Linked DNA regions of Homo sapiens: region 2 is linked to region 1. The links are chromatin loops, found by intact Hi-C in ENCODE. Cell type or tissue: B cell. All regions are shown on one strand. Links, peaks and the distances in the headings refer to the core of each region. The heading gives the core; the rest is flanking DNA.

Region 1 (5,369 bases), core at 158-5,157:
GAACTCCTGGGCTCAAGTGATCCTCCTGCTTCAGCCTCCCAAAGTGTTGGTATTACAGACATGAGCCACTGCGACTGGCATGGGGTTTCTTTTAGGAAGACAAAAATGTTCTAAATTTACAATGGGATGATGATTGCACAATCTTGTGAATATACTAAAACCAAGTGTACACTTTAAATGGGTGAATTGTATGGTATGTAAATTATATATATATCTCAATGTCTATTAAAAAGTTATTAAAAGATTGCAATAATTTTCTACCCATGATCTCCTGTATTTCAAACAAAAAGTCTGAAAGTTGATTCAGAAAAATACAGGTTACATGGTTTTGGTTTTTTGTTGTTGTTCTGATTCTTAACATGAATATATGTATTTTGTTTACATTCGAGTAGCTAAGTTTTTCTTTCTTTCTCTTTTCTGTTAGTTTTGTTTGTTTGTTTGTTTATTTGTTTTTGAGATGGAGTCTGGCTCTGTTGCCCAGGCTGGAGTGCAGTGGCGCAATCTCGGCTCCCCACAAGCTCCACCTCCCAGGTTCATGCCATTCTCCTGCCTCAGCCTCCCAAGTAGCTGGGACTACAGGTGCCCGCCACCATGTCCAGCTAATTTTTTTTGTATTTTTAGTAGAGACGGGGTTTCACCATGTTAGCCAGGATCGTCTCGATCTCCTGACCTCGTGATCTGCCCACCTTGGCCTCCCAAAGTGCTGGGATTACAGGCGTGAGCCACCGTGCCTGGTCTAGTATTTTTTTTTTTTAATTTTTAGTTTCAGGGGTGGCCCAGAGCAGTGGCTCATGCCTGTAATCCCAGCACTTTGGGAGGCCGAGGTGGGTGGATCACTTGGGCCCAGGAGTTCAAGACCAGACTGGACAAAATGGTGAAACCCCATCTCCACTAAAAATACAAACATTAGCTGGGCGTGGTGGCGGGCACCTGTAATCCCAGCTACTCAGAAGGCTGAGGCAGGAGGCAGAGGTTTCAATGAGCCGAGATGGCGCCATTGCACTTCAGCCTGGGCAACAGAGCGAGACTCTGTCTCAAAAAAAAAAAAAAGTTAAGGGGTACATGTGCAGGTTTGTTACATAGATAAACGTGTGTGATGGGGGTTTGTTGTACAGATTATTTCATCCCCCAGGTATTAAGTCTGGTAACCATTAGTTATTTTTCCTGATCCTCTCCCTCCTCCCATCCTCCAATCTCCAATAGGCCCCAGTGTGTATTGTTCCTCTCTATGTGTTCATGTGTTCTCATCATTTAGCTCCCACTTATACTGAGAACATGCAGTACTTGGTTTTCTGTTCCTGCGTTAGTTTGTAAAGGATAATGGTCTCCAACTCCATCCATGTCCCTGCAAAGGACATGATCTCATTCTTTTGTATGGCTGCAGCTAAGCTTTTCACAAAGAGCTTAAATAACATACTGAAGGTGAGGAAGCAGGTAAAAGCAGTCAGACTTGAACCCAGGCTGCCTAGCACCAGAGTTTGGAGTCTTACCCAATTCTCCATATTGGCTCAGGGCTTGTGCTATGTTTTCAGCCTAGCTTTGTCCACTGCCCTTCTTCACCTTCCATCCTTCCCCATACCCTTGTAAGCCTCCCGCCCCCAAGGTTCATTAAGGCAGACTCCAGAGCCACGTACTGTTCACAGCTCCAGAAAAGTACCCAAGGTTTTTCACGCCTGGCTGTATTTGTCATGATAGAACCTCTGCATGAAAGGCAAGGGGGTCTGTGGGGCAGACGACTATCCATGACATTATTGTCCTTACAGCCCAGAACGATAAAGGCTAGGGGATTGAAGAGGCGGAGAAAGCGGTTAGAGACTCTCCATAGAAATTGTCTCAGCCCCGCCCCTTAAATTCACTTTCTAGCCGCAGCTCCTTGAATTTACGTCCGAGCCACGCCTCCAATTAAACTGTCTCCCCACCCTCATCTCAAGTAATCCCCAAAGCTCCACCTCCTTAAAGAATCTTGGGCCCGGCCATTTGAACACCTCCAGACCTTATCTTCCTATCTCCCTTTAATAAAGCGCAGAAAACATTTCTCAAATAACACCTTTAGGATTATCTCCAAATATGGTCACACACACAGGCAAACTCCATTCGGCCCACCCTGGAGAATGCTACTTCAAAATTTGGCTCCTGTGGGGAACATCGCACACCGGGGCCTGTCGTGGGGTGGAGGGATGGGGGAGGGATAGCATTAGGAGATATACCTAATGTAAATGATGAGTTAATGGATGCAACACACCAACATGGCACATGTATACATATGTAACAAACCTGCACGTTGTGCACATGTACCCTGGAACTTAAAGTATAATAATGATAATAAAAAAAATTTGACTCCCGAACCTTCCAGAGCACACCCTTTAATCAGCCTCTAACCGTCATCCCATTCCTGACATCGCAAGCCCCGCCCCCATGGGCCTATAGGCTCCATCCCCATGACTCACATTTCAGGCCTGCCCCTTCGCTGCGTGCTCGCCCCCAGCACTCTCCAGGCCTCAAGCCCTCGGAAAGGACCCTCAAGGCCCCGCCGACCAGAACGGGGATCCAGCTACGCACACTCAACTAATCTGGCCCTCACCTACTGCGATAACCCTCAAGGAATATTCTAGGATAACCCCAAGGATCCTTCGAAGCATCCTCCGAAGCATCCTCCGATCCCCGCCCTCCCAAATCGCGCCCCTTGGCCCCACCCAAGGCAGGGCAGTAGCTGCTGACCCCCCAGGCCTGCTCCTCTGAACCCAGCTCCTCTCCGAACCTGCCCCCTGGGAGGCCCCACCCCCGTCACACACCCTCCTTCCGGCGCAGGCGCAATGTGGCGCCCGCCCTGTGTACTAGCGCCGCCACATCGACCGCAGCCCTCGCAGCCAGGGGGCGCGCGTCCAGCCGCGCCAGGAGCGGAAGGGCGCTGGGGCACGCGGGCGGGAGGGGCCCAGGCCTGCGCGCAAGAGGGGACAGGTCAACGCCGACCATCGGCCTCCGCCAACCCCCATGCTTCCGGACGCTCAAAGACTAGAAATGCCCCTCAGGATACCCGGCGACCCCTGGCCACTCCCTCGGTAGTTTCGGAGGTCACTGCTGTCCCTCCCCTCTCATGCGATCCCCGACCATCGCGGGTAGCGGGTGCACCCCCAGCCTGCTCTCACGGTGTCCCTGGAGATCGCTGTTTGACTGCAATAGTCCTAGACACCTCCGAACACCCCGTGAGGTCCTCGACTGCCCCCTAATCACCCTGGATGCCCAACTCTTCATCCACGATATCTCAGGGGACCCATTTCCCCCAGATATCCCGGGAGAACACGGCCTGACCCCGTAGCCCCGGAACCCCCAATTCCCCCTCTAGGTATCCTAGGCAACCGCTGCTACCCCCATGAATTCCCTCAGAGGGCCCGTTCCCCCCATGGCCCACATACCTCCAGAGTCCCCCTCCACAGGTCCCCAGGGGCCCCCAGCTCCCCTCCCCCCAGTTCACTAAGACCCTGAGTGCCCAGGTGTCCCCAGTGACCACGGGCAGACCCCTCCCCGCACATCTGCACGTCTCCCTGGAGACTCCTGAGAGCCCCTCCCCTGCTCTGGTGCGCGGCCCTTTCCCTCGTGTGTGGGTGTGGGTAGGGGACCTCCAGCCCAGCCTCCATCGCTGGGCCCCTGCCCCCTGCCACCTTCACTTGGGCGCCAGAGCCGCTCTGTTTACCACCTGTCAGAAGGAAAAGGTGTGGAGCAGACAGGCGGGACGGGGGTGGCGGCGACTCGCTCTGTCCTTCCCCAACATCCCCAATCCCTGTACTTCCTCTGCTCCCCTTAGGGTTCGCGGCGCCCCCTGTGCGCGGCTCCATGGCCAGTAGTCGGCCGGGTGGACGCAGGGCAGCCAGCGACGAGTTTTGAGCTCTGGGGCGTGCTCACCTGGTGACCCGCTCAGACCCTGGAAACAGGGTGGCGGGCCCGTGCCTGGTTCCTGTATCTGCGGGGTGGCCTATCTGGCGGCCAGCAAGGAGGCCTCCGTTAGCTGAGGACGCTGGGCTGGCTCCTTTTTCCACTCTGGGATGTTGCTATTCCAGCATAGGAAGGGGCAGTCGAAGCCCAGAGAAATTAGGGTACTGTCTGACCTCTGACAACTAAAAGCAGGGACGCAGAACTGGAGCCCGAGTTTACTAGGAAACTCTGCAATTTCCACCAGAGCTTTGCACAAGTAGGCACTCAGTATATTTGCAGGGAAAGTTTATCTCCCACTGTCCCTATTGGGAAACTGGAAATGTGTGGTGGGACTGAGTACCGTTGGAGCTTTTGGAGCCAAAGAATGGTTTGGTGCTCTGGGCATTATGAGGTTGCGGAACTCAAAAATTGGAGAGGGTGGGCTGGGCGCGGTGGCTCATGCCTGTAATCCCAACACTTTGGAAGGCCAAGGCAGGTGGATCACTTGAGGCCAGGAGTTTGAGACCAGCCTGGCCAACATGGCAAAACTCCATTTCTACTAAGATTATAAAAATTAGCCAGGTGTGGTAGTGGGCATCTGTAATCTTAGCTACTCGGGGGGCTGAGGCAAGAGAATCGCTTGAACCTGGGAGGCGGAGGTTGCAGCGAGCTGAGATCGTTCCACTGCACTCCAACTTGGGTGACAGAGCAAGACTCCCTCTCAAGAAAAAAAAAAAAAAAAAGAAAAAGAAAAAGAAAAGAAAAGAAAAAAAAATTGCAGAGGGCAGGTCCCTTGGAGAGTGGATGAGAGATGGGACCCAAAATTGAGGAGGCTGTGAATGAATGCATTGGAGTTGGATGGGACACTAGCTGATGTCAGTGGAGGAATGAGGCCTCTTCTATGTTTGAAAAGGGGAGTGTCTGGGGACATAAGCCCCAAGCAGGGAGCATTCGGACACAGTGTGACTGTAGTGGAAGGAGGAATGGGATTGCAGTGAGAGAGGGCCTTTCACCACTACTTTGCCAAATAAGAAACTCAGGGTCTGAGAGGCTCAGGGACCTGCCTAGGTCCCTGCAGCAAGCCAACAACACCAGTTTCAGGCAGCTTACCTACAAGACTCACTTGGTTAGTGACTATTTCACTATGGCTGTGGACACACTGTGTCCTAATGTCCATTCTGGCTGGTTGTGCAAGCCTCTCCGTTCACCTTTCAGAGACCCAGTATCCTCATAGGTGAAAGGGTCTGAACGGTTCCTGCTTTCATTCCACCTGCAGTCCCCTGCCTCTTTCACCTCTGACCTGACCTTGTCTAAGGGGGGACACCCTGGACCTCCTTCACTGCTCCTCCCAATTCTTGTTGAGACTTCCACACCTGAATCTGGAGAGGGCAGCTTCCAATCTGGGGCTCCAGGTTTTAAGAACCTGTGGATGTGAGAGTGAGGTGCTTACACACTGTGAA
Region 2 (5,318 bases), core at 319-5,318, 79 kb after region 1:
TGGGGTGGGCGAATTTAAGGTTAAATTTGAGTGGTGGGTTTTGGGTTAGGGTGGGGATGGGTTTAGACATAGGTAGGAGTGGAGTTTTGTCTAAGGGTTAGGACTGGGTATTTTGAATTGGAATTAGAATTAGGATACAGGTTAGGGTCGAAGTTGAGTTTTGAGTGGGACTTGAATTTTGCATTGGGGTTTTCAGCTAAGGCCACTCCCAGTTCCCATGGTCTCGTTTCAGCCTCAGAGGGCGGTAGATTGGCCTGGTTAAGATTCCCAGCTTTGGATGAAACAAGCTGCCTGAGTTTAAATCCTGACTTTACCACTTGGTAGCTATGTGTTGCCTTGGGCAAATTATGTAATCTCTTTGAGCCTCAGTTTCCTTATCTGTATAATAAGGATGATAATAACAGTACCTAAAATATAGCGGTGTTATGAGGATTAAATGAGTTCAGAATCAAAAGAATGCCTGGCACATAGAGTTATTCCCATTTTGCAGATGAGAAAATTGAGAAGAAAAAGTTAAGTGACTTGCTGAAGTGGCTGAATGGGGAGTCACACTCAGTCTAACTCTAGAGCCCTCATGGCTTACTACCACCATCAAGTATGTCTTCTCTCTCTTTCTCTCTTTTGTTTTTGTTTTTTTTTTTAAAGGGTCTGTGCACTTTCTGGAAAGTCAGAGACTGCAATCACTAACAGTATTGACATCCCGGGGTTGAGGTTGAGGTTAGGTCACTTTAGGTCTGTATCTGGGGTGGGGTTTAGACTCTAACAGGGGTTTGCCTTCTGGCTGGTAGAGTTTGTGTTAGGTTTCAGGTGGGCGTTTGGATAGGGGTCAGAGCCAGGATTGAGGTTGGGTTTCCTTTGGGAACTAAGGCTGTGGATGAGGCTGAGAGGCCATGGGGGGTGGTGTCTGGGTCAGGCTGAGCGTTAGGGCTCTGGTGGCAGAGAGGCTGTTTGGGGCTGGCTGGGATGGGGAACAGGGTGATGTGGTTCTTGTCCCCTAGAGGCTCTCTGGGGGTGGGGTCTGGGTGGGCAATGGGTGGGTCAGAGGGGCTCTACCTTGCTCCAAGGGTCTGCAGGGATGGAAGGATTCTCTCACCTTTCCCGCCTTCAGATTCCGACATCTTTCTTTCGAGATTGAAGGGCCATCTGCACACAACCCCCCTCTCTTCCCCCAGCTTTGGAGGGATTAAGGCCGCAGGGCGGGGCAATAACAGTGTTGTATGGGAGGGTGGCGGTGGGGGTGCAAATGGGACGTTTGTGGGCCAGAGCCTGGCAACAGATGAAATATTTACCAAATATATACCTGCAGCAAACAGTCAAACTAAAATAAGAAAAACGATGTCATTTTCCAGTAGTATATGGAATTCGAAGTATGTAGGAAAAACCTAATATATGTGCAATATCTCTATGGAAAAAAGATCAAATATTATCAATTATTATTATTTTTAGAGACAGGGTCTTGCTCTGTCACCCAGGCTGGAGTGCAGTGGCGTGATCATAGCTCACAGTAGCGTTGAATTCCTGTGCTCAAGTGATCCTCTGACCTCAGCCTCTGTAGCTGGGACTGCAGGTGTGCACTACCATGCCCAACTATTTTTTTTTTAAATTTTGGGTTGCTTCGAACTTTATTTGAGAACAACAGAAGATAAACCTATCAAAAGAACACACAGGTGGGTGCGGGGGCACGGCTAGTGGCGGCGGCCGGGGTGGGCATCCGGGCTAAGGCTTTTACTTGGCTGCAGACTGGTCGGATTTCGCAGCTCCTAGGCCCCCAAGCTGGGCCCGTGACTCCAAGGTGATCTCGTTGGACTGCGTGGCTAGCTTGGGCATGGGGGCCTCCACGGTCAGTGTGCCCTCAGGGGACAGGGAGGAGGAGACCTTGGTGGGGTCCACACCGGGGGGCAGCGTGTATTTCCGGGTGAAGCATCGGGAGATGTAGCCATGCTCGTCCTGCCGCTCCTCGTGCTTGCTGGTGATCTCCACCATGCCATCCTTGGTCTTGACCGTCAGCTCGTCGGAGGCGAAGTAGTTGATGTCCAGGGATACGCGCCAGCGGTCCGCTGTGGGCCGATTCTCCGAGACCCCGCCGCTGAGCTGCCGGCTGAGCGCGTAGCTGTAGGCGGGCGCGGCCACCGCGGGGCTCTCGACCGCGGCGGGGGCAGGGGACGCACGTAGCGGGGCCAGCAGCTGGTGCCCAACCACTGCGACCAGCCCGAAGGCCTGGTCAAAGAGGCGACTGTGCGGGTACCAGTCGCGGAAGGGGTCCCAGCTGGGGTCCCGCAGGAGCGAGAAGGGGACGCGGCGCTCGGTCATGCTGGCTGGCTCTGCTGGGGACGTCTGCTTGGACAAGTGTCAATTTTTTTTTTTTTTTTAAGAGATGGTGTATTGCTGTATTGCCCATGCCGGTCTCAAACTCCTGACCTCAAGCGATCCTCCCGCCTTGGCCTCCAAAACTGCTGGGATTGCAGGTGCGCGTCGGCTGTTCAAGAAATGGTTACATAGATTTCTTTTGCTTTATTTATTTATTTAGAGACGGAGTCTCGCTCTGTTGCCCAGGCTGGAGTGTAATGGCGCAATCTCAGCTCACTGCCACCTTCGCTTCCCCAGTTCAAGTGATTCTCCTGCCTAAGCCTCCCGAGTAGCTGGGACTACAGGCATGTGCCACCATGCCTGGCTAATTTTTCTCATTTTAGTAGAGAGGGGGTTTCACCATGTTGGCCAGGCTGGTCTCGAACTCCTGACCTCAGGTGATCCACCCGACTCGGCCTCCCAAAGTGCTGGGATTACAGGCGTGAGCCACTGCACCCAGCCGGTTACATAGATATTTGCTGTGTAATTATTCTTTGGAGTGTACAAATGTGTATCATATTAAAGCATTTATTGAATGCATGGACACTAGTAACTATAACTTACATAGTGCTTTCTTATCTTATGTGTCAGGCACATAGTACAACGTGCTTTATATAAATTAATTCTGTTTTAATCCTAAAAAGCAGGTACTGTCAATAGTCCCATTTTACAGATGAGGAGACTAAGACACAGGGAAGTAGTCGCTTTGTGTTAAAATTCTGCCCTTAATGTGTACACTTTTATAGCCTAGAAGATGAATGCCGCCTTAAACGAATGAGTCAGGAAGCCCCTTTCTGTCCGGCCCCTCCACTCCCCACCACACGGGTTGTTCCTTTTTCCCTTGGAAGAGCCCACTGGACTGCAGGTGGAAGAACTACAGTTCCCAGCAGCTATTGCAAGCTCAACCTCCGTGCACACTCACCCCAGGCCTCACATCCGGCATGCGCCGTGCTCGCTCACAGAACTACACTTTCCAACTCTCCCCACACGACCCGTGACACTCTGTGGACCGCGAGCACGGAGCAGGGTTTCTACAGCTGCTCCCCACTTTCTCGGACCCGGTCCTGGACCCAGCCCCCGACTCCGACACGGCTCCACCATGGAGGAGGCGGACCGAATCCTCATCCATTCGCTGCGCCAGGCCGGCACGTAAGGACAGAGCCCCCGCCCACCCCCGAAGCCCACATCCGGGACTCTAAAGCCCAGGACCCCGTTTCCCGGGAACCTTAAAACCCGGGATCCTGACATTCAGGGCTCCAACTCCAGGATCCTAAGACCCTCACCCCCTTACACACACACACACACACACACACACACACACACACACGCACACACACACCGCCCTCCCTGACACCGACATCAGAGGCCTCCCAAATCCTTTAACCATGATATTTGGTACACCCAAAGCTCTGGGACCCAGACACCTTGAGACGTTACAACCTTGAAACCTCAAGACCCGGAACCCTGTAATCTGGGGAATCTTAACATCAGTTCCCTGAGACCCTGTTATCTGGAGACCCTAAGACACCTGTGCCCTAAGAACCAGGGAGCGTAAAACCCCAGGACCCTGGCACTCGGGGACTCCAAAAAATCCCTGGACCAGATACTTGGGATCCTTCAAACTCCAGTTCCCCAAACACCTGGGGCTTAAAAAAACCCAGGATTCTTTTTTTTTTTTTTCCTTTTCCGAGATGGAGTCTCGCTCTGTCGCCTAGGCTGGAGTGCAGTGGGGTGATCTCAGCTCACTGCAGCCTCCGCCTCCCAGGTTCAAGTGATTCTCCTGCCTCAGCCTCCCAAGTAGCTGGTATTACAGCCGTGCGCCACCTTGCCCGGCTAATTTTTGTATTTTTAGCAGAGACAGGGTTTCACCATGTTGGTCAGGCTGGTCTCCAACTCCTGACCTCAAGTGATCTGCCCGCCTCCGCCTCCCAAAGTGCTGGGATTACAGGTGTGAGCCACCACGCCCAGCCAAAAAAACCCAGAATTCTAAAATCTGACATCAGCATTTGGTCACCCTGACGCACGAAGACTCCTCCGTTCAGAGGCCCTAAAAACCCAGGATGCCAACATCTAGGGAGTCTGATTTTTGTATTGCTTGAAACTAGGTGGTCTTGATATTCAGGGATCTTGATACCCAGGGACCCTGACATTTGGAACTTCTGAAAACAGCAGCCTCCTAAAATCTAGTCTTCTCAAAACTCTAGCAGCTCAATATGTATGCAAAGAACATACTATCTGGGAACCAAGAAACCCAGAGATTGTGCCACCTGGACCCTTTCACCTTCCCAGACTCCCAAATTTTGATATTTTTCTAAACTGAGTTCTCTTCCACCCACCATTCTCCTACTCCAAGATCTTAGGACTTGAGGATTTCCCTAGTTCCTGGTTTTCCAAATGGAAGTCACAGTCACCAACATCCAGGATCTGTCTGAACTGTAGGCATCCTCCCTGCCCCGACCCTGGTACTAGTGTTTCCAAAAGGCTGCAGGGCTCAGCCTGATCCCTGTTGCCTGACTATTCCTGCGATCAAGCTGGTCCCCTTCTTCAGGGCAGTTCCTCCAGATGTGCAGACCTTGCGCGCCTTCACCACTGAGCTGGTTGTAGAGGCTGTGGTCCGCTGCCTGCGTGTGATCAACCCTGCGGTGGGCTCTGGCCTCAGCCCTCTGCTGCCTCTTGCCATGTCTGCCCGGTTCCGCCTGGCCATGAGCCTGGCTCAGGCCTGCATGGTGAGTGGCCCTCCTCCTAATGCACACATCCTCTTTCTTCCTCTTTTACAAAGTAACCAAGTTCCTTTGCAACACTTGCCTTTCCTCTGCAACACTTGCCTTTCCTCTGCAACACTTGCCTTTCCTCTGTCATTTTTCCTGCGGCTTAGTTTTCATTAGTGGTTAAGGCTGCTGACTGTACTGCCAAACTGCCTGAGTAGTTTAGATCCTAGCCCCACCACTTGGTAACTGTGTGACCCTAACCCT

Evidence for each region. A loop is a pair of places that touch in the nucleus more often than their neighbours do. Peaks named below come from ENCODE experiments on the same cell type or tissue, not always from the same donor. Only the 100,000 strongest peaks of a DNase experiment are listed, where the experiment ranks them.
Region 2: it touches region 1 in a loop (16-fold over the local background); 2 of 110 quality-filtered maps call a loop at or near these places.

Annotation. Positions count from the first base shown.
Region 1 is chrX:49,153,519-49,158,887 of GRCh38, forward strand. It overlaps LOC105373195 (a long non-coding RNA gene), which reads right to left and starts at 2,760. Exons shown (of 3, transcript XR_007068230.1): 1 at 2,448-2,760. RefSeq lists cis regulatory regions at 1,630-3,090, 2,871-2,886, enhancers at 2,441-2,590, 2,806-2,950, 3,311-4,009 and a silencer at 2,781-3,100. In B cell, for the core only: CTCF peaks have their summits at 2,863 and 3,066; DNase peaks (open chromatin) are centred at 1,936 and 2,833; H3K4me3 peaks cover 1,665 bases; H3K27ac peaks cover 1,339 bases.
Region 2 is chrX:49,232,192-49,237,509 of GRCh38, forward strand. CACNA1F (calcium voltage-gated channel subunit alpha1 F) reads right to left here and starts at 1,149. Exons shown (of 48, transcript NM_001256789.3): 1 at 1,094-1,149. The coding sequence starts at 1,118. CCDC22 (CCC complex scaffolding subunit CCDC22) reads left to right here and starts at 3,279. Exons shown (of 17, transcript NM_014008.5): 1 at 3,279-3,495; 2 at 4,895-5,072. The coding sequence starts at 3,446. It also overlaps the pseudogene HSPB1P2. In B cell, for the core only: no CTCF peak of the experiment used is centred there; DNase peaks (open chromatin) are centred at 3,300 and 4,940; H3K4me3 peaks cover 1,192 bases; H3K27ac peaks cover 1,907 bases.